Regions from separate parts of the Homo sapiens genome. Here region 2 is linked to region 1. Evidence: read pairs that join two places in POLR2A ChIA-PET (ENCODE). Cell type or tissue: MCF 10A. All regions are shown on one strand. Links, peaks and the distances in the headings refer to the core of each region. The heading gives the core; the rest is flanking DNA. Region 1 overlaps TINCR (TINCR ubiquitin domain containing). Region 2 overlaps SAFB2 (scaffold attachment factor B2).

The links. Peaks named below come from ENCODE experiments on the same cell type or tissue, not always from the same donor. Only the 100,000 strongest peaks of a DNase experiment are listed, where the experiment ranks them.
Region 2: POLR2A ChIA-PET joins it to region 1 with 5 read pairs; 5 of 35 experiments call an interaction of 5 or more read pairs at or near these places.

The regions. Positions count from the first base shown.
Region 1 is chr19:5,553,292-5,562,476 of GRCh38, reverse strand. It overlaps TINCR (TINCR ubiquitin domain containing), which reads left to right. Exons shown (of 3, transcript NM_001396408.1): 2 at 266-395; 3 at 1,078-4,310. The coding sequence ends at 269. Among named protein-coding and RNA genes, the nearest start is that of TINCR, 10 kb to the left of the region's middle. RefSeq lists an enhancer at 1,136-1,932. In MCF 10A, for the core only: a CTCF peak has its summit at 717; DNase peaks (open chromatin) are centred at 4,166 and 4,626.
Region 2 is chr19:5,611,253-5,620,437 of GRCh38, reverse strand. SAFB2 (scaffold attachment factor B2) reads left to right here. Exons shown (of 21, transcript NM_014649.3): 3 at 3,952-4,016; 4 at 4,103-4,306; 5 at 6,911-6,973; 6 at 7,871-7,898; 7 at 8,808-9,185. Among named protein-coding and RNA genes, the nearest start is that of SAFB2, 6.9 kb to the left of the region's middle. RefSeq lists enhancers at 3,287-3,456, 7,429-8,628. In MCF 10A, for the core only: no CTCF peak of the experiment used is centred there; no DNase peak of the experiment used is centred there.

The sequences.
Region 1 (9,185 bases), core at 576-8,575:
AGTAGGTGCTTAATAAATGTTAGTGAGATGTATTGTCTCACTAACATAATCGTGAGCAGAGGCAAGGATTGGGCTGCTCAGAATATTTTTCTGGAGCTCTAGCGGTGCCTGGATGCAGGGGAGGGAATTTCTGGGTCAGAGGTGAGCCCTGGCAGGGGCAGGAAGAGGCACCAGCCAGACAGTGGGCAGAATAGGGAAGCCTTGAACGCCAAGGCAAGGGCTATGTTTTTTCTGCAACCTGTGTCTTTCTGTCTCCCTCTTTCAGGTAGTCTGGGTTGGAGGAGGCAGAGCCATGACCAAGGGGACCTGGGTACTGGCTGAAGGAATAGGCTGGGGTAGAGGGCACTTTTGGAAGGCACTTCTCCTGCCTCCCGGGAGCCTAGATCTCACTCCAGGTAAGTAATTGTAGTAGTTGAGAAAGAGAAAGGACCTTAGAGATTGTGGAGACCATAGATGGGGAAACTGAGGCCCAGAGAGGAGAAGAGACAGATGTTATTGACCATCATCCCCCTCCATACACTTATGCTTCTGGCCTCTAGGGTAGGGACATGGCCTTGGTGTCTCATTTCTTTTTGGACTAACACGTGGACCAGAGCCGTGTTGCCCCTGACTTGCTGGGTGACCTTGGGAAAATTGCTTCTCCTCTCTGGGCTCTGTTACCTGTCTCCTTACAATAAAGGATTGAGCTTTGATTTGGCTTTACTGCACTCTTTGCCTGCAATTCCTGTGACTGCCATCAGGTGGCAGAAAACAGCCAAGTTCCAAGAGAATCGCTTGAACCCAGGAGTCAGAGGTTACAGTGAGCCGAAATCACGCCATTGCACTCCAGCCTGGCGACAGAGCAGGACTCTGTCTCAAAAAAAAGAAAGAAAAAAGAAAACAGCCAAATTCACCAGGGGCCATCCCTGTTCCTCTTAAAGGACACAAGGGACATCCACAGGAGGGGATGACTGCAGATCACTGTCCGTGTCAGGGATGTTAGGTAAAAGGAAAGGACAAATGGCTGGAGAACTGGTGTTTCACCCTTCCCTGGTCCTGGATTGAAACGGGTTTACCCTTCCCCTCCTGTTGTTCCAGGGTCTGGGCTCCCAGGTGGACCATGAAACCCTGGCCTGACCAGCTGATGCACACTGCTTCAGACACTCCTGCTGGAGCCCCAGTCCCTGACAAGGACCTAGGACATTTTTGCTCCTGCCCAGCCTATCGGGAGGGAGCCTTGAGCCTTTCAGCTCTGCTGTGTGACTTTGAGGTTGTTGCTCCCCTCTTGGGGCCCTGGGTGCCCTGTCTTCAGTGGAAAGCACTGTGCCACCTTGGAAAGCTCCCATGGGCAGCCAGAGGGCATCGCAAGAAGAGAAGCACAGAAGGGGCAGGAGAGACACTCAGAGGCACTTCCGCTCTTGCCCAGGACATTTTCCCAGCCACACCTTTGCCCAAGCCGTGCCCCCTGCCTGGAGCACTTTTCAACCTCTTCTCTGCAGCTCCAATACACCTGGGATTGCAGTCTCCTCCAGGAAGTCTTCTCAGATTCCCTCCTTCCCAGCCAGAGAGCACCTAGCCTTCTTTGGGGCCCCCACAGGCCCTTTGTGCAGTGAACAGCCCTGGCTGGGGGTGCAGCCAGTCGTGTCCGAACTCTCCAATGACTAAGCGGGGAGATGCGGACATCCTAGCTCCTTCTCAGGCCTCCAACTGTGCCCCATTTCCACCCCCAAATACCTCCCCAGGAGGCACCTGTGCCCACCCCCTGGGCTGTTTCCCCCTTCCCCTTAAATCCGGATGCCTCGTCTTGCATAGGGTCTTGGGGCAGCGGGGAAGGGGTTCTGAAGAACTCTGGCCAAGAGGACGAGGATCTGGGGGTGGGGAACTGGGCCTAGCTGTGGGAGGTCATCGCGGGGCATTGCAGGGAGTGCGTTGTGGGAATTCCGGGTGGAGACCCTCAGGGCAGTGTGCCGGGCCTCCGTTGCACCTCTGACCTGCAGCCACGTCATCGTTGCGCAGCCCCTGGGGAGGGTCTTTGGGGAGGGGGTGCCGAGGCTACGCATGTCCTCGAGGGCCGTGTACACTCTCCAGGCACCATGGGCGGAGGCGCCAGAGGCTGGGAAGAAATAATGTTTTAGTTAAGAGTCCTGTTGGCTGCAGGACTCAGAGCATGGACAGGTGGATAGTAAATCACCACCACGGGGACAGCCGTGCCCAGACTGTGCGTTTGCTTAGCTCGGGGACAGCACTTGGCCCGGGGTCTCCTGCTCGCCTCCCTTCAGAGCATCTGCCAAACTTCGGGCATCTACCCTGCAATTCCCGCTTGGCTGAGAGGAGGGGGAGAAGGAGGGGAAGAGAGAGGAGCCCCACTTCACTCCGGCAGGCAGACCTGCTGGAGCTGCTTTGCAGAATGACTTGGGTCTTGCTGGCCCCTGGGTGTGCCTGGAGGGGGGTCTTCCTATCCCCCTCCACCTCTCCCCTTGGTGCCTAACCCAGGACTTTGTCCCCAGAGACCCACTGTGTGCCCCCTGGAGCTCCTCCTAGAGCAGAGTCTGCTGCTGTCTGTTCTGCAGAGGGTAGCCTGAGGCCCAAGGAGGTTGTCAGGGACACACAGCAGGGGGAGGCAGCCCAGATCCCTGCTCATGCGTGGTTTGGGCCTCTGCTAACAGCTGGGCCACATGCGTGTATCTAGAGCCTGGGTCCCCTCTGTCCTCATTTCCCTGTGCATATTCAGGGACATGCCTCGTCAGGGTTTGGCAAGAAAATGGGGCATTTAATAATCTCCCCAGTTTCATTCCTTGGTCCTTACTCCATGCCAGGACTTGTGCACATCTTTTTGGAGCCCTGTCTCACTTGATTGACAGCCGGCCAGGCGCGGTGGCTCACGCCTGTAATCCCAGCACTTTGGGAGGACGAGGCAGGCGGATCATGAGGTCAGGAGATGGAGACCATCCTGGCTAACACGGTGAAACCCCGTCTCTACTAAAAGTACAAAAAAAATAGCCGGGCCTGGTGGCGGGCGCCTGTAGTCCCAGCTACTTGGTAGGCTGAGGCAGGAGAATGGCGGGAACCCGGGAGGCAGAGGTTGCAGTGAGCTGAGATCACGCCACTGCACTCCAGCCTGGGCGACAGAGCGAGACTCCGTCTCAAAAAAAAAAAAAAAAAAGATTGACAGCCTCACTGCTCAGGGGCCAGGATAACAGCCCATTTTACAGATGGCTTTTGGCTTGCCCAAGGTCACCACCCTCTGAACTGAGGCGTCCCCAACCCATGCCGGGAGCTGGTGGAGGAAGTGGGGAAGGGTTTCCCGCTTCTCCACTGGGGGTGGAGGTGGGAGAAAGCATTTTCAGGGTGTTTTGACATTTAACAAACAGTATGCAAATCACATGCAAATCGCATGCAAATCACCACCCATTTCTTAAGCCTCGACAGCGCTGGCATGTTCTGAAATAATAATGTTGGACCTGTCCCTTGATGATGACCTGGGTCGGGAGGTGCACGGCCTTTTCCTTCCTCCGTCTTCCCTTCCCTTCCCTTCCCTTCCCATCTGTTCTCCCTTCCTTCGCCCCCTTCCTTTCCTCTCCCTCCCTATCTTCCATTTTTCTCTTCTTCCTTCACATCATTTGTCCAAGACCTCCCTGGCCTGAGATAAACATAAGTTGCAAAAGTGGCTTCCTGCAGCCCATTTTCCAGGTTGGGAAACTGAGGCATGGGCCTAAGGTCCCACAGCCACACCGAGGAAAGCAGCCCCCACTGAATGTCACCATGCACCAAAGTGCATGGTCCTCGTGACACAAAGAGGGGAGATGACAGTGGCTGGAGTTGTCAGAGCTGCTTTGAGGAAGCTCCAGGCCTGATAGGCTTGACAGGGCCAAGGGGAACTATTGTGGAATGTCTTGGCCTTGAATGACAGGCTGCTGATTTTGGATCTGGAGAAAGCTCACACTGACTCTTCCTGCTCCCCCAGTCTGTTTTTCTCCTGCTACTCCATCCATGTATCCCTGAGTTTGGGCCACAGTCCCTCCACTTGGTTTGCATGTCCCACCTTCTTTGTTTGGCAAGCTCCTATTCATCCTTCAAAGCCCTAGCTTCAATACCTGCTACTTCATGCAGCCATTGCTTATCCTTCAAGGAGAGCCTACTTCCCTCAAGGACCCTGCTGCTTCCAGTCTCACCTTCTGACTCACTCGGGATCCACTGAACTGGGAGGTCTGTGTCTCCTCCCAGCAGAGTCATCACTACCTTTGGGGCCGCAGGATCACCCAGCTTGGAACTAGATACAGAAATGCTGTTTTGAGAGTGTACTGAATAAAAGATTACATGTTTGAAAACAAGATTGAGTTTAAGCTTCCTAACTTGGCCTTGGAGCTCTCTTGGGCTTCATTCTACCCCATCTATGGTTTTGGGCTGAGCTCTACTTCTACCTTCCTCTCACTCCCCTCCAGGCCTTTGCACATGCTGTTACTCCAGGTGACGCTGTTACTCCAGGTGACACTGTTACTCCAGTTGACCCCAGGCCAGCCCCCTCCCATATCTGGGCTGTGAAACTCAGGGAATCCTGCTCGCTCCCCGCCAGGGCCTCTCAGACTCTGGGCTCCACCCTGAGCAAGTCTGGGCTATGAGGAGTTTCGGGTGAGACTTGGCAGCTGCCGTCTCGCTAAGGCCCGCGGCGTTCTGGGGAGGGGCCACCTCCCGTCTTGGCCGCCCACCTAGTTTGTGCTCCAAGAAGGTCCAAGGGAATTCTCCTAGGGGGCAAGTGAGCCCAGGCGGTTCCCAGAGGAGATGTCAGCGGTTTAGCCAGAAACTGCCAGGACCTGGAATTGCCACTTCCTTCCTGCCCTGCCTCTATCTCTCTGTTCTCTTTCTGTGCGACTCCAGGCTGGGCTCTGGCATTCTCCTAACTCTGAGCATTCATTCAATGAGAGATATAAAGACAGATGCTGCTCCGGCTGCCACAGACAGTGGGGCAGGTTGTTCACTGCACAAGAGGACCCAGCTGCAGAGGTGAGAGGGCCCCAGGAAGGGGCCCTTCTTTGTAATTCATCCAACAGCTCCCATACAAGTTAGTGCTGGTTCTGACCTTGCCATCTTTCTTTCTCTCTCTCTCCTCTCCCTTCATCTGTCTCTGTGTCTCAGTCTCTTATTTTATTTTTGTTGAGACAGGGTCTTGTTCTGTTGTCCAGGCTGGAGTGCGGTGGCACAATCACAGATCACTGCAGCCTCAACCTCCCCAGCTCAAGCGATCCTCCCGCCTCAGGCTCTTGAGTAGCTGGGATTTTAGGCACACGCCACCACACCCAGCTAATTTTTAAATTTTTGTAGAGATGGGGTTTCGCCATGTTGCCCAGGCTGTTCTCAAACTCCTGGGCTCAAGCCATCTACCCGTCTCGGCCACCCGAAGTGCTGGGATTGCAGGCATCAGCCACTGCGCCCGGCCTCTTTTTCATCTGCTCTCTGTCGCTCCATTTCTGTCTGTGGTTCTGTTTGTATCTCGTTATCTCTCCCTCTCTTCAATATCTCTCTCTCTGCGTTTCTCAGTTCGTCTGCATCTCAGTCTCTGTCTCTCTCCATGTCTCTGTATTTTTTTCTCAAATCTCCTATTGAAAAAGACCCCTCTTTCCCTAGGCCAGGCTCAGTGGCTCATGACTATAATCCCAACACTTTGGGAGACCGAGGCAGGAGGATTGCTTGAACCTAGGAGTTCGAAACCAGCCTGGGAAACATGGCGAGACCCAGCCTTTACAAAAGCATTTAAAAATTATCCAGGTGTGGTGGCATGCCCCTGTGGTCCCAGCTACTTGGGAGGCTGAGGCAGGAGGATCACTTGAGCCCAGGAGTTTGAGACCACGGTGAGCTATAACCATACCACTGCACTCCAGACTGGGTGACAGAACGAGACCCTGTCTCTAGAAAAAAAAAAAAAAAGAAAAAATAGGCTGGGCGCGGTGGCTCACTTTGGGAGGCTGAGGCGGGCGGATCACGAGGTCAGGAGATTGAGACCATCCTGGCTAACACAGTGAAAAATTAGCTGGGTGTGGTGGCGGGTGCCTGTAGTCCCAGCTACTCGAGAGGCTGAGGCAGGAGAATGGCGTGAACCCGGGAGGTGGAGCTTGCAGTGGGCCGAGATTGCGCCACTACACTCCAGCCTGGGCGACAGAGCAAGACTCCATCTCAAAAATAAATAAATAAATAAATAAAAATAAAATAAAAAATTAAGAAATATAACATTAAAATTTAAAAAATAAATAATGAAAACATTAGTTGGCTGGGCACAGTGGCTCATGCCTGTAATCCTAGCACTTTAGGAGGTCAAGGCTAGAGGATTGCTGGAGGCTAGGAGTTCGAGACCAGCCTGGACATGGGCAACATGGCAAAACCCTGTCTCTACTAAAAATACAAAAAAATAGCCAGGCGTGGTGGTGGTGCACACCTGTAGTCCCAGCTACTTGGGAGGCTAAGGCAGGAGAATGGCGTGAACCCGGGAGGCGGAGCTTGCAGTGAGCCGAGATTGTGCCACTGCACTCCAGCCTGAGTAACAGAGCAAGACTCCATCTCAAAAAAAAAGAAAAAGAAAAAAAGACCCCCTTTCCTTCCAATATCGTAAGCATGACCTCTGGGGTGTCTTCAGAAGCTGCTGGGATCATGCATTCCACAATCACTGATTAAGCACCTCCAGTTTGCAGGGCTCTGAGGACAGCGTGGTGACTAGGATACCCAGTCAAGCTCCCCACGGAGTTCACGGCCCAACAAAAGCCACAGAAGCTGCAGGGCAAGCGCATGGCCCCTGAGACTCCCCAGAAACCTCTCCCACACACAACCTTCCTCTGAATGACCTTGGGTGTTCTTTGTCCCTCGCTGGGCCTCAGTTTCCCTGCCTGCCCAAGAAGGGAAGTGTTTGGGATAGCCAGGCATTCGGTGTTTGCTGGCAGACAAATCCTGACTAACCCCCGTGCCCAAATGGATTTGAAAGAACCCTCAAAAAGGAAAACAGTCATAAGAAAGAAAAAAAAACCCGGCCAGGCGCAGTGGCTCACTCCTGTAATCCCAGCACTTTGGGAGGCTGAGGCGGGCAGATCACGAAGTCAAGAGATCGAGACTATTCTGGCCGACATGGTTAAACCCTGTCTCTACTAAAAATATAAAAATTAGCCAGGCGTGGTGGCAGGCGCCTGTAGTCCTAGCTACTTGGGAGGCTGAGGCAGAATTGCTTGAACCCGAGAGGCGGAGGTTGCAGTGAGCCAAGATCACGCCACCGCACTCCAGCCTGGCAACAGAGCGAGACTCCGTCTCAAAAACAAACAAACCAAAAAAAAAAAAAAAAAACAACACAGAGCCGACCACTGACCTTGCAGGGTGATGCACCTGGGGCAGAAGCAGCCTCACTACCACCCCTTGGAGCATCACGGAAACTTATCCATCTCTTTCCTTGGTGGCCCCTGGCTATCCACTGAAGGCTGCTGGCCTCACTATGAGGGCTCCAGGCCTGGCCCTGAGGTCCCCTGACTTGGCACTGACCTCACACTTGTGCTTTAAGCTTCAGACCTACTAAACCCCTTGCTGGGCTCCAGCCACAAGGTTTTTTTCACAGGCTATTTCTTTTCTTTTCTTTCTTTTTTTTCTTTTTTTGAGACAGAGTCTAGCTCTGTTGCCCAGGCTGGAGTGCAATGGCGCTATCTTAGCTCACTGCAACCTCCACCTCCTGGGTTCAAGCGAACCAGGAGGTGAGAATCCTGTCTCAGCCTCCTGAGTAGCTGGGACTACAGGCACACATCGCCATGCCCTGCTAATTTTTGTATTTTTAGTAGAGACGGGGTTTCACCATGTTGGCCAGGCTGGTCTTCAACTCCTGACCTCAGGTGATCCGCCCGCCTTGGCCTCCCAAAGTGCTGTGAGCCACCGCACCCAGCCTGCATGGGCTATTTCTGTATATGAAATACCCTCTCCCAACCTTTCACCTTTCACCCTGTGATTTGCAGGTTCAATGTCACTTCCTTGGGGAGGCCCCCAAAACAAGTTATGTTCCTGTTGTTTTGTATTCTCACAACATCTTGTTCTTTTCCTTTGTAGCATTAATTATTTATATTATTATTCATTCAATGTATGTTTTCCCCACTAGCCTGTGGGCACCATGAAGACGGGGAAGAGGTCTGGTTTGGTCACTGCTGCAGTACACAGCGTTTAATAACCCAGCGCCAGGGAGCGGTGGGGAGCCAGGAACACCTTTGCTCCCTTCCCAGGCTCAATGAGGCCCCCTCTCCACCATAGTTCCTGCCACCACTGGGCCTTGGTCCAGGTGACCAAGGGGCACGGAGGTTTGGGATTGGGATTCCAGGCACTCTGGCTCCTGCCGCCGTGATAAATGGGGAGAATTCAGAATTAATTATCGACTGCTCTGCTGAGCCGGCCTGATCTGGGCAGATAAAGAGCGTGGGCGCCACTGCATCTGCCCAGCGCTTCTCAGAAGTTTATTAGAGGATGGGAGGCAGTTGGCTGATGGGAGGAGTCTGGAATGCATTAGAGCCAGAGCTGCTGGGGGCAAGGCTGTGGCTCTGCTGGGCCACTTGGGGCAACACGCTCTTCCTCTCTGAGCCTTGGTTTTCTCATTTGGAAAAAGGGAAGTAAAAAAGAAAATCCTACCCCAGCAGTTTGGGATGCCAAGGTGGGCGGATCACCTGAGGTCATGAGCTCGAGACCAGCCTGGACAACATGGCGAAACCCTGTCTCTACTAAAAATACAAAAATTAGCTGGGTGTGATGGCGGATGCCTGTGATCCCAGGTACTTGGGAGGCTGAGGCACTAGAATCCCTTGAACCCGGGAGGCGGAAGTTGCTGTGAGCCGAGATTGCACCACTGACCTCTCTGAGCCTTGGTTTTCTCATTTGGAAAAAGGCAAGTAAAAAAAAAAAAAAACAGCCGGGCGCGGTGGCTCACGCCTGTAATCCCAGCACTTTGGGAGGCCAAGGCAGGCGGATCATGAGGTCAGGAGATTGAGACCATTATGGCTAACACGGTGAAACCCATCTCTACTAAAAATACAAAAAAATTAGCCGGGCGTGGCAGCGGGCGCCTGTAGTCCCAGCTACTCCGGAGGCTGAGGCAGGAGAATGGCGTGAACCCGGGAGGCGGAGCTTGCAGTGAGCCGAGATCGCGCCGCTGTACTCCAGCCTGGGCGACAGAGCGAGACTCCGTCTCAAACAAAAAAAAAAAA
Region 2 (9,185 bases), core at 513-8,512, 58 kb before region 1:
TATCCCAGTTGGTATTGTTAGGTTTTATGGTGATAAGGATAATATAATTTAGGTTTCCTGTGCAGGGGGCCTGTTTTCTTGGAAAAGTGCTAAATTCAGGCAGTGGAGGATCAGTGCTTAGAAAGTAGAAAGAAATTGTAGCATTTTTAACAATTTCATTTTTTTAATAGCTTTTTCTTCTTAATGTGTTTCATAACACATTAACTGTTTAAAACATGTGCATGTAGTTTGAAAGATTAAATCTTTTAGTTAGGTTGCATAAGAGCTTTAAGTTAAAGTTTAATTTTGACACATGGATGCGTTTTTGCTGTTCTTGTGAGTGTCCGTATTTCACCTAGAAGGCCCAGCCTGAGCACATTCAGAATGTGAGAGACTGGTCTACGCAGGAAATATAGTTTATCTCTTCTGTTTAGGTGTTAACTTATGCATGATGTGAATTTTCTTTTTTTAGTGGTTGGGAAAACTGCTTAACAATAAAGTTTAAAAGTTTTTTATGTAGGTGCTCATTTTAAAACTGTAAAGTTCAAGACTTACTACTCAAAATATCCTTGGCTTTTAGCAGGAATTTAACAGGGATTTTTTTTTTTTTTTTGCGATGGAGTTTTGCTGTTGTTGCCCAGGCTGGAGTGCAGTGGTGCGGTCTTGGCTCACTGCAACCTCCGCCTCCCGGGTTCAAGTGATTCTTGTGCCTCAGCCTCCTGAGTAGCTGCGATTACAGGTGCCCGTCGCCACGCCCAGCTACTTTTTTATATTTTTAGTAGAAACGTGGTTTCACCATCCATGTTGGCCAGGCTGGTCTCGAACTCCTCACCTCAGGTGATCCACCCGCCTGGGCCTCCCAAAGTGCTGGGATTAGAGGCATGAGCCACTGTGCCCGGCCTAGCAGGGATCATTTCTAATGATCTTTGCATCATTAGAAAAACTAAACTTTAGCTGAGTGCTTTGAAGACCTGCCTGAATGTCTAGATTAAAGCTTAGGTGGATTCAAAACTACTTGGAGTTAGTGTTTTGTCAGGAAAGCTTGGATGATAAAGTTCTTCTGTTGCTATAAAAAGGACTTTTGTAGCCTCAGCTCTAGTGAGGGTTAGAAGGGCTTCTGATCCCTTCCCATTCCTTTTTCAGAGAAGTAACCAAGCCCAGAGAGAGCCCAGGTCTTCAGGTGGTGCTCAGGCCCTGCAGGCCTCATCTTCCATCCTGAGCTGGTGATGTTCTCTAGAGGTGTCGGGGCACGTGGCTAATGGATAAAGCACAAGAGCCTTAGGACTTTGTGGTTGCAGTTAGGGCCTGTGATTACATACAACTGTTAGATCAGGAGGAATTCACCAGTTAATTTTCGTTTCAAGCACTATGCAGCAGTGTTCAGTTGAGTCCAAAGTTGGACTCATTCTGGGAACTCACCAGTAACTGCTTCCTTGCAAAAACTGAAGTAGCCAAACTTGTTGAGGGAAAAGTGTCCTCATTATAAATCAGAGTAAGGGTCTTCACCAAGATTAGGAGTCCTAGGCAACATTGTAGGTGGGTTTGGAAAAAATAAAACTTGGATTAAAAATTTAAGTTTTAGATGCCATGTGGGATTAAAGTTGGATTTTCTTACATCTGTGTCCCCAGCAGCGGCAGCTTTTCGTTGGCCAATGCCAGGTGCCGGGGATTGGGGCGTCGCCTGTCTGCGCCACATTAGCTTTTCTGTGATGCTTTTTGGTCAGCATTTCTCCTATTTCCGGCCTATGTGGGCACTGCAGGCTACTATTTAGGGGCCTAGAAATTGGGTGCAATTACCAAACATTTTTAGACAACGTATTTCAAAAGGATATGCTGTGTTTAGATATAATGCGAAGTGGGACAGCTGAGTTTTAGAGTGCCAGCTTTGGAGCTCAACCAAATTCTCGTGTCAAATGCAGATAATAAAACCTGCTAGCGTTGTTAGGCGTCTTAAATGATAGACTGGAAAAAGCTCACGTTGCGAGACATGCAATTAAACTGCATTTCTTGAGTGATTATTGATAATAGTGGTGAGTGAGACTCTTGAGGTGTAGACCCTGCAGGTTTTTTATGTTTAATTTTCTTTCTTTTTTTTTTGAGACGGAGTCTCGCTCTGTTGCCCAGGCTGGAGTACAGTGGTGCAATCTCGGCTCACTGCAAGCTCCGCCTCCCGGCTTCAGGCCATTCTCCTGCCTCAGCCTCCCGAGTAGCTGAGACTACAGGCGCCCGCCACCACGTCCGGCTGTTTTTCTATTTTTAGTAGAGACGGGAAAGTATGTATTTTTTTCTGTTTGATTTTTCTTTATCGGTGTGTATGTTAGAGAGACTCGGTCTTACTCTGTTGCCCAGAGCGGAGGGCAGTGGCATGATCGTGGCAGCCTCAAGCTCTCAGGCTCGGAGCATCCTCCCACCTCATTCTCACCGGTAATTCAGAGTACAGGTACATAACACCATGCCTGGCTAATTTTTGTATTTTTGGTGGAGATGGGGGTCTCACTTTGTTGCCCGAACTTGTCTCTTAATTCCTAGGCTCAAGCGAGCCACCTGCCTTAGCCTCCCAAAATGCTGGGATTACAGGCGTGAACCACTGTGCCTACACTGTGGGCATTTTTTCTGTTTCATTAAATATTCTTTAAAAGCATACATTCTTTAAATATTGTGAGACATTGGATGGTGTCCCACAGGGTTTCTCAGCATTGGCACTGTTGACAATTTGGGCCGAAGAATTCTCTGGGGTTGGGGAGTATCCTGTGCATTGCAGGGTCGTGACCAGCATCACTAGCTACTGATGCTAATGGCGTTCCCCCAGGTCATGACCACTAACAATGTCTCCAGACATTGCCAGCCATTCCCCCCGGTTGTGAACCATATCTGAATGAAAATATGCTGTAATTTGTTTCCCTTTTGGGTGTTTAACAGGTATAATAGGACAGATATCTATGTTTTGAACTCCTTGTCAGATATCCTAAGACTCAAATTCCTGGAACAAAGGGTATGCACATTTGTAAGGTTTTTGATACATATAGAGCCTCAAGTTTCTTCTCAAGGTTTCCACTCTTGAACTCCTCTGGCCTCCTTTTGCAATTCCTAGCAGAATTCTATCAAATAGTTATTTTGTGGTCACAAAACCCAGGATGATTCTCGACTTTATGGCAGCCTTTGCCTTTTTGCCTTGGGGGAAAAAAAAAAGTTCTTGAGCTAAAAAATGACAAAGACCTACTTGAAATGGGTGGAATATAGGGAGAGCCAGCAAATCACTAACTCAATATGTTATTTTATGTTGCAGTTCTTTGGTTACTAGATGGGTATTGCATTTTTTTGTTGGTTTGTTGAAAATGCCTGTTTTTATCCTTTGCTCATTTTTTTGTGATTTTTTTTCTTAGGTTTGGAGTGTTTTTGAAATATTTGGAAACTTTTAGATATTTTGTGGAAAATCAGAGTACTCTGAATCTAAGAGGAATCCTAGATTTTCATCTCCCTGTTGATGGCTTACTTAGAACACCAATTGAGGCCGGGCACCATGGCTCATGCCTGTAATCCCAGCACTTTGGGAGACCGAGGCTGGTGGATCACGAGGTCAGGAGTTTGAGACCAGCCTGGCCAATATGGTGAAACCCCATCTCTACTAAAAATACAAAAATAAGCTGGGCATGGTGATGCACGCCTGTAGTCCCAGCTGCTGAGGAGGCTGAGGCAGGAGAATCGCTTGAACCCAGGAGGTGGAGATTGCAGTGAGCCGAGATTGTGCCGCTGCACTCCAGCCTGGGTGACACAGGGAGACTCCATCTCAAAAAAAAAAAAAAAAAAAAAAAAAAGAAAACAAATTGAGACAAAATTACGTGTGACAGGAGAGGGGAGACTTATAGTTTATCTTGTAATGTGTTCTGTTCTAAGATTGAAATCTATTCTGCATAAACTAATTATGAGGTAGAACTTGAGTGTTATCTGATTGAACAATTATTCTGTAATTAGGACTGAAGATGGAGGAGGAAGGCACAGAAGATAATGGCCTGGAAGACGATTCCAGAGACGGGCAGGTAAGTGATGTCAGGGTAGAGATGACAAGCAGCAGCTCCCTGTCCTGGTCCAGGTGGTCGTTAACGATTCTTCTTCCTCTTTACAGGAGGACATGGAAGCAAGTCTGGAGAACCTGCAGAATATGGGCATGATGGACATGAGTGTGCTAGACGAAACTGAAGTGGCGAATAGCAGTGCTCCAGATTTTGGGGAGGATGGCACGGACGGCCTTCTCGATTCCTTTTGTGATAGTAAAGAATACGTGGCTGCACAGCTGAGACAGCTCCCGGCTCAGCCCCCAGAGCATGCTGTAGGTAACTTGGAGACACGGCAGGATGTGCCCATAGCCCCGAGGCACCTGGTGCTCGCGTGCTGCTCGTGTGAGGGAGAACACAGCTAAACCGCCATGAACACACAGTTCTGCTTCTACACCCTGGTGTTAAACCATGTCCATTTAAACGCTGTGTAGCTCAGGGATTTACTCATAGATAGCTTTTCTGTAGCACTGGGGAGTGTTTTTATAATTCGAAGCATGTGGTGAGTCATAAAATAGAAAGCTCTGACATAAAAGATTTTTCTTTTCTGAGATGAGGTCTCAACTGTTACCCAGGCCGGTCTTGAACTCTTGGGCTCCAGCGATCCTCCTGACTACCTGGGCTTATTGGCACAGGCCACAGTGCCCATTTAGTTTTTTCCTTTTAAAATACAGTTTTAAGAAGCAAAGATGGTTTATTTATTTAGAGACAGGGTCTTGCTCTGTTGTGCAGGCTGGAGTGCAGTGGGGTCATCATAATTCACTGCAGCCTCAGCCTCCCAGGTTCAAGCAATCCCCCTGCATAACTGAGACTACACAGTGAACCACCACGCCCAGCTAATTAAAAAAAAATTTTTTTTTTTTTAGAGGCGGGATCTCACTAGGTTACCCAGGTTGATCTTGAACCCCTGAGCTCAAGCAATCCTCCCGCCTCAGCCTCCCAGAGTGCTGGGATTATAGGTGTGGTCCACCGTGCCCAGCTCAAAAATGGTTTCTAATCTCATCATGTAGATATTCCTCCTAATGTTGTGTTTTGTTTGTTTGTTTGTTTTTGAGACAGAGTCTCTCTCAGTCACCCAGGCTGGAGTGCAGTGGCAAGATTATGGCTCACTGCAACCTCCGCCTCCCTGATTCAAGCAATTCTCCTGCCTCAGCCTCCTGAGGAGCTGGGACCAGAGGCATGCGCCACCACGCCCAGCTGATTTTTTTATATTTTTAGTAGAGATGGGGTTTCACCATGTTGGCCATGATGGTCTCCATCTCCTGACGTCGTGATCTGCCCGCCTTGGCCTCCCAAAGTGCTGGGATTACAGGCTTGAGCCACTGCGCCCAGCCACTTGACTAATTTTTTATATTTTTGGTAGAGATAGGGTTTCATCATGTTGGCTGAGCTGGTCTCGAACTCCTGACCTCAAGTGATCTGCCTGCCTCGGCCTCCCAAAGTGCTGGGATTATAGTGGTGAGTCACCACGCCTAGCCTGTTAATGTTGTTTTAAGCAAGGTTAAGCAGTTACATTAAAAGATGTAAAGTACAGTGAAGACAAGTATCAACCCTGCTCCCCAAAAGGACTGACTGTGAGCATCCTTGTATGTAAAGGAGGAACTTTGCTCTGTTAGGGCTTTCCCAGCTTTTCACTTCTAGTGTTTTGGCGTAGAGCTCTCTGGTGAGGCTGTTCAAATATCACAAGCTGTCAGTGTCTTCGAGCTGATCTTCATTGTACTCTGACTGATGTCACGTGCCCAGTAGGTTGTTTTGTTTCCTTAAGGCATTGCAGCTTTCAGCTTGGGGGTGGAAATGCCTCCATAGGACTGAACCTTAAACCTTACGGTCAAAAGTCATTGCCTCCAAATTTACCATCCTTTGACCTAGGGCAGCACTGAGCAACTGGTTAGCCGCCTTTCTCAGTCTGGTACTGCTGTGTGCTTATTGTTTTCAGAGTGTGTACTTCTCAGTTAATGGAGGCATCCCAGGTCATGAGTTCAAATCGAGAAAAGGAAAAAAGAAAATATTTGGGAGTGCTGTTTTTGTAGTTCACTTAAAAAGAGCTTCAGATTTAGTAAAACTTGGTGTTAACAGTTTTTCTTTTGTTTGGCATGTAGTAAAGAGAGAAATTGACCAAGTTAGATGTTTGTTTTTAATAAAGTAGGCTAGGCGGGCCAGGCGCGGTGGCTCACACCTGTAATCCCAACACTCCGGGAGGCTGAGGTGGGCGGATCACCTGAGGTCAGGAGTTCAAGACCAGCCTGGACATGGTGAAACCCCGTCTCTACTAAAACATACAAAAAATTAGCCGGGCGTGGTGGTGCATGCCTGTAATCCTAGCTCCTCGGGAGGCTGAGGCAGGAGAATTGCTTGAACCCAGGAGGTGGAGGTTGCAATGAGCCGAGATGGCGCCATTGCACTCCAGCCTGGGCAAAAGGAGTGACACTCCGTCTCAAATGAATGAGTGAATGAATGAATGAATAAAGTAGGCTAGGAGAAAGTGCCCGGTTAGTGTTACCTTAAGAGTATTGCTACCAGGTGAAATTGGAGGGGTGCATTTTATCATTTTGAGTTCTGCTTTGGAAATCCTGTGATTGGAGGGGTATGTGGTAATCACCAGTACTTAGAAACTGCCTGGGAAATTCATTCGTTCATTCACCCAGTACAGACAGGGCATACCCACCTGCAGGCCACTGCCAGAGACGCTGGTGGAGCAGAGTCGTGGAGTGTGTGTTCTGGCGGAGAGGCAGGTGCTGAACTGAATGACCCAACAGTAGACTTGCAGATGGCAAAAGGTGCCGTGAGGGAAATAGACACACAAGTTGCCTAAGCGAGGTGTCAGCCTTGGTTTTCATAGCTCCAGCCTCCACGAAGTCATCTTCCATTTTGTTTTTCAGGTGGATGGGGAAGGATTTAAGAACACTTTGGAAACTTCATCGTTGAACTTCAAAGTAACTCCGGTAAGTTACCATCTGGTTCTGCATCGCTGGAAATGTTAATCGAGTGGTTGATTTTCCATAATGAAAGAGCAGTGTGTATGTGTATGGAAATGACTGGATACTGTGCTGGATGCTGGGGTTAAGAGGTTAGCAGAAGAGAAACAGTCTCAGGGCTGGCCATCTAGCAGGGGCAGTGGGATCAAACCAAATATGTAACCAGAAGGGAGAAAGAAGTGTGATGAGGGAGCAGTTCTGGTGGTTGGACTTCATAAGTGCCTGGAACTCTTCCCAGAGGTCTGACGGATAGGTTGAAGAGGGAAAGAAGAATTTGGAGCAGAAAGTTTGGGTGGTGTCTCTGATGCAAAAGAGAGAGGGGAGCACACAGGGTTGGATAGAAGCCAGAGGTGTTGCAGAGCAGCTGGGCCCGCCTCGCTGAGTCTGGGCCACCAGAAGGATTGGACCTATTGTCCTAAGTGAGACAGATGTCGGAAAAGGTTTTCAGCAGAGTAGAGAGATCATTTTGTTATGACAGGTTTCAGTTACAAATCAGTTTATGTTGGGAGAAGTATTTTTTTCTTAAATCCACTGTGACCTCTTCTCTGACAAAGGGGGTGTTTGCCAGCTGCAGCAGCCACTAGGTCAGCTTGGTCATGGGGTGGGTGGCATGGCAGGGCAGGGCCCAAACTCGGGAGAATGGGACAGACTGTTATCACTAGGGACCTGCTGTTACCAGGGAAACTGTTAAAATGAGCTGGTTTTCATCAGGTTATTGTAGGATGGAATACATTTTTTGGAGACAAGAAAGTTTTGTGGAAACAGGCATTTATTCACAGATGATTGAAAGCCATATTTACTGGTGAAATGTATGTGCCCCGTGTTTAAAGTGACTTGTGGATTTGCTTTTTCTTTTTTAAATAGGACATTGAAGAATCCCTTTTGGAGCCAGGTACTGATAAGAGAAACACGACAGTTATGGTTTGAAAGTTTTCACACTATTATTTTAAAGCTGTCTATATTTTAAGCTGTGTTATGATCTTGTAAATTGCTCTAATGGTGGACAATCCAGATCATACAAGGATCAGAGATTGGAAACCCATTCGTATCACCAGATCTGTGGAAGAGCCATTCTGGCTTCTTGAGGTCAAATACATTTGGTGCAATGTAGTAGTGATTCTTTTCATGTCTAACCACGTAGAGTGGCATTTAATTCCCCCGTCCCCGTGATTCCTCCATGTGTTTCTACACATGAAACAGATCTTGTGATATTTTGCTGCAGTCATTTTGATTAACGCAGTTAAGGCAGGATAAAGCTGTTGTCAGGGCACTTACCACCTGAGAAGTGACTGGATTCCAGAAGAGGAAACAGAGTTTCTCCGTGAAAATTTTCAACATATTATTCCCCTTCCGGACTGCGTTTATCTCCCACCGTCAGAAGAGATTCTGATTTTCATATTGGATTGTTCTGTTAAAAGAAATTCAAAGAAATTTGGAAGTTGAGCTGTCATTGAATGGTGATTGCATTCGGTTCAGCACCTTGGACATTGGAAAATCAGTCAGAAGACCCAGACTTGAACAAAAACTCGAAGAAGACTATTGAGAACCAGCCGCGTGGTTGTAGGTGTTTAAATCTGTGGGGGCCTTTTCTCTTCCGTGTAGCGTAGAGGCTTACCTAGAGGCGGTCGCGGCGCAGGTAGTGTAACCAGTATAACTTTGTGTACCCGCGGGTTTTCCAATCTCTGTGTAGCTAGCAGTTCTCTTCGTGTTAGTGTGGCAGCCGTGCCAGTTCCACATTTGTGATTGCTTTATTTCCCTGGTAATTAAACCTTGTGCCATTCTATTCCTGTTAAATCCGTAGAAAATGAGAAAATACTCGACATTTTGGGGGAAACTTGTAAATCTGAGCCAGTAAAAGAAGAAAGTTCCGAGCTGGAGCAGCCATTTGCACAGGACACAAGTAGCGTGGGGCCAGACAGAAAGCTTGCGGAGGAAGAGGACCTATTTGACAGCGCCCATCCGGAAGAGGGTGATTTAGATTTGGCCAGCGAGTCAACAGCACACGCTCAGTCGAGCAAGGCAGACAGCCTGTTAGCGGTAGTGAAAAGGGAGCCCGCGGAGCAGCCAGGCGATGGCGAGAGGACGGACTGTGAGCCTGTAGGGCTAGAGCCGGCAGTTGAGCAGAGTAGTGCGGCCTCCGAGCTCGCGGAGGCCTCTAGCGAGGAGCTCGCAGAAGCAC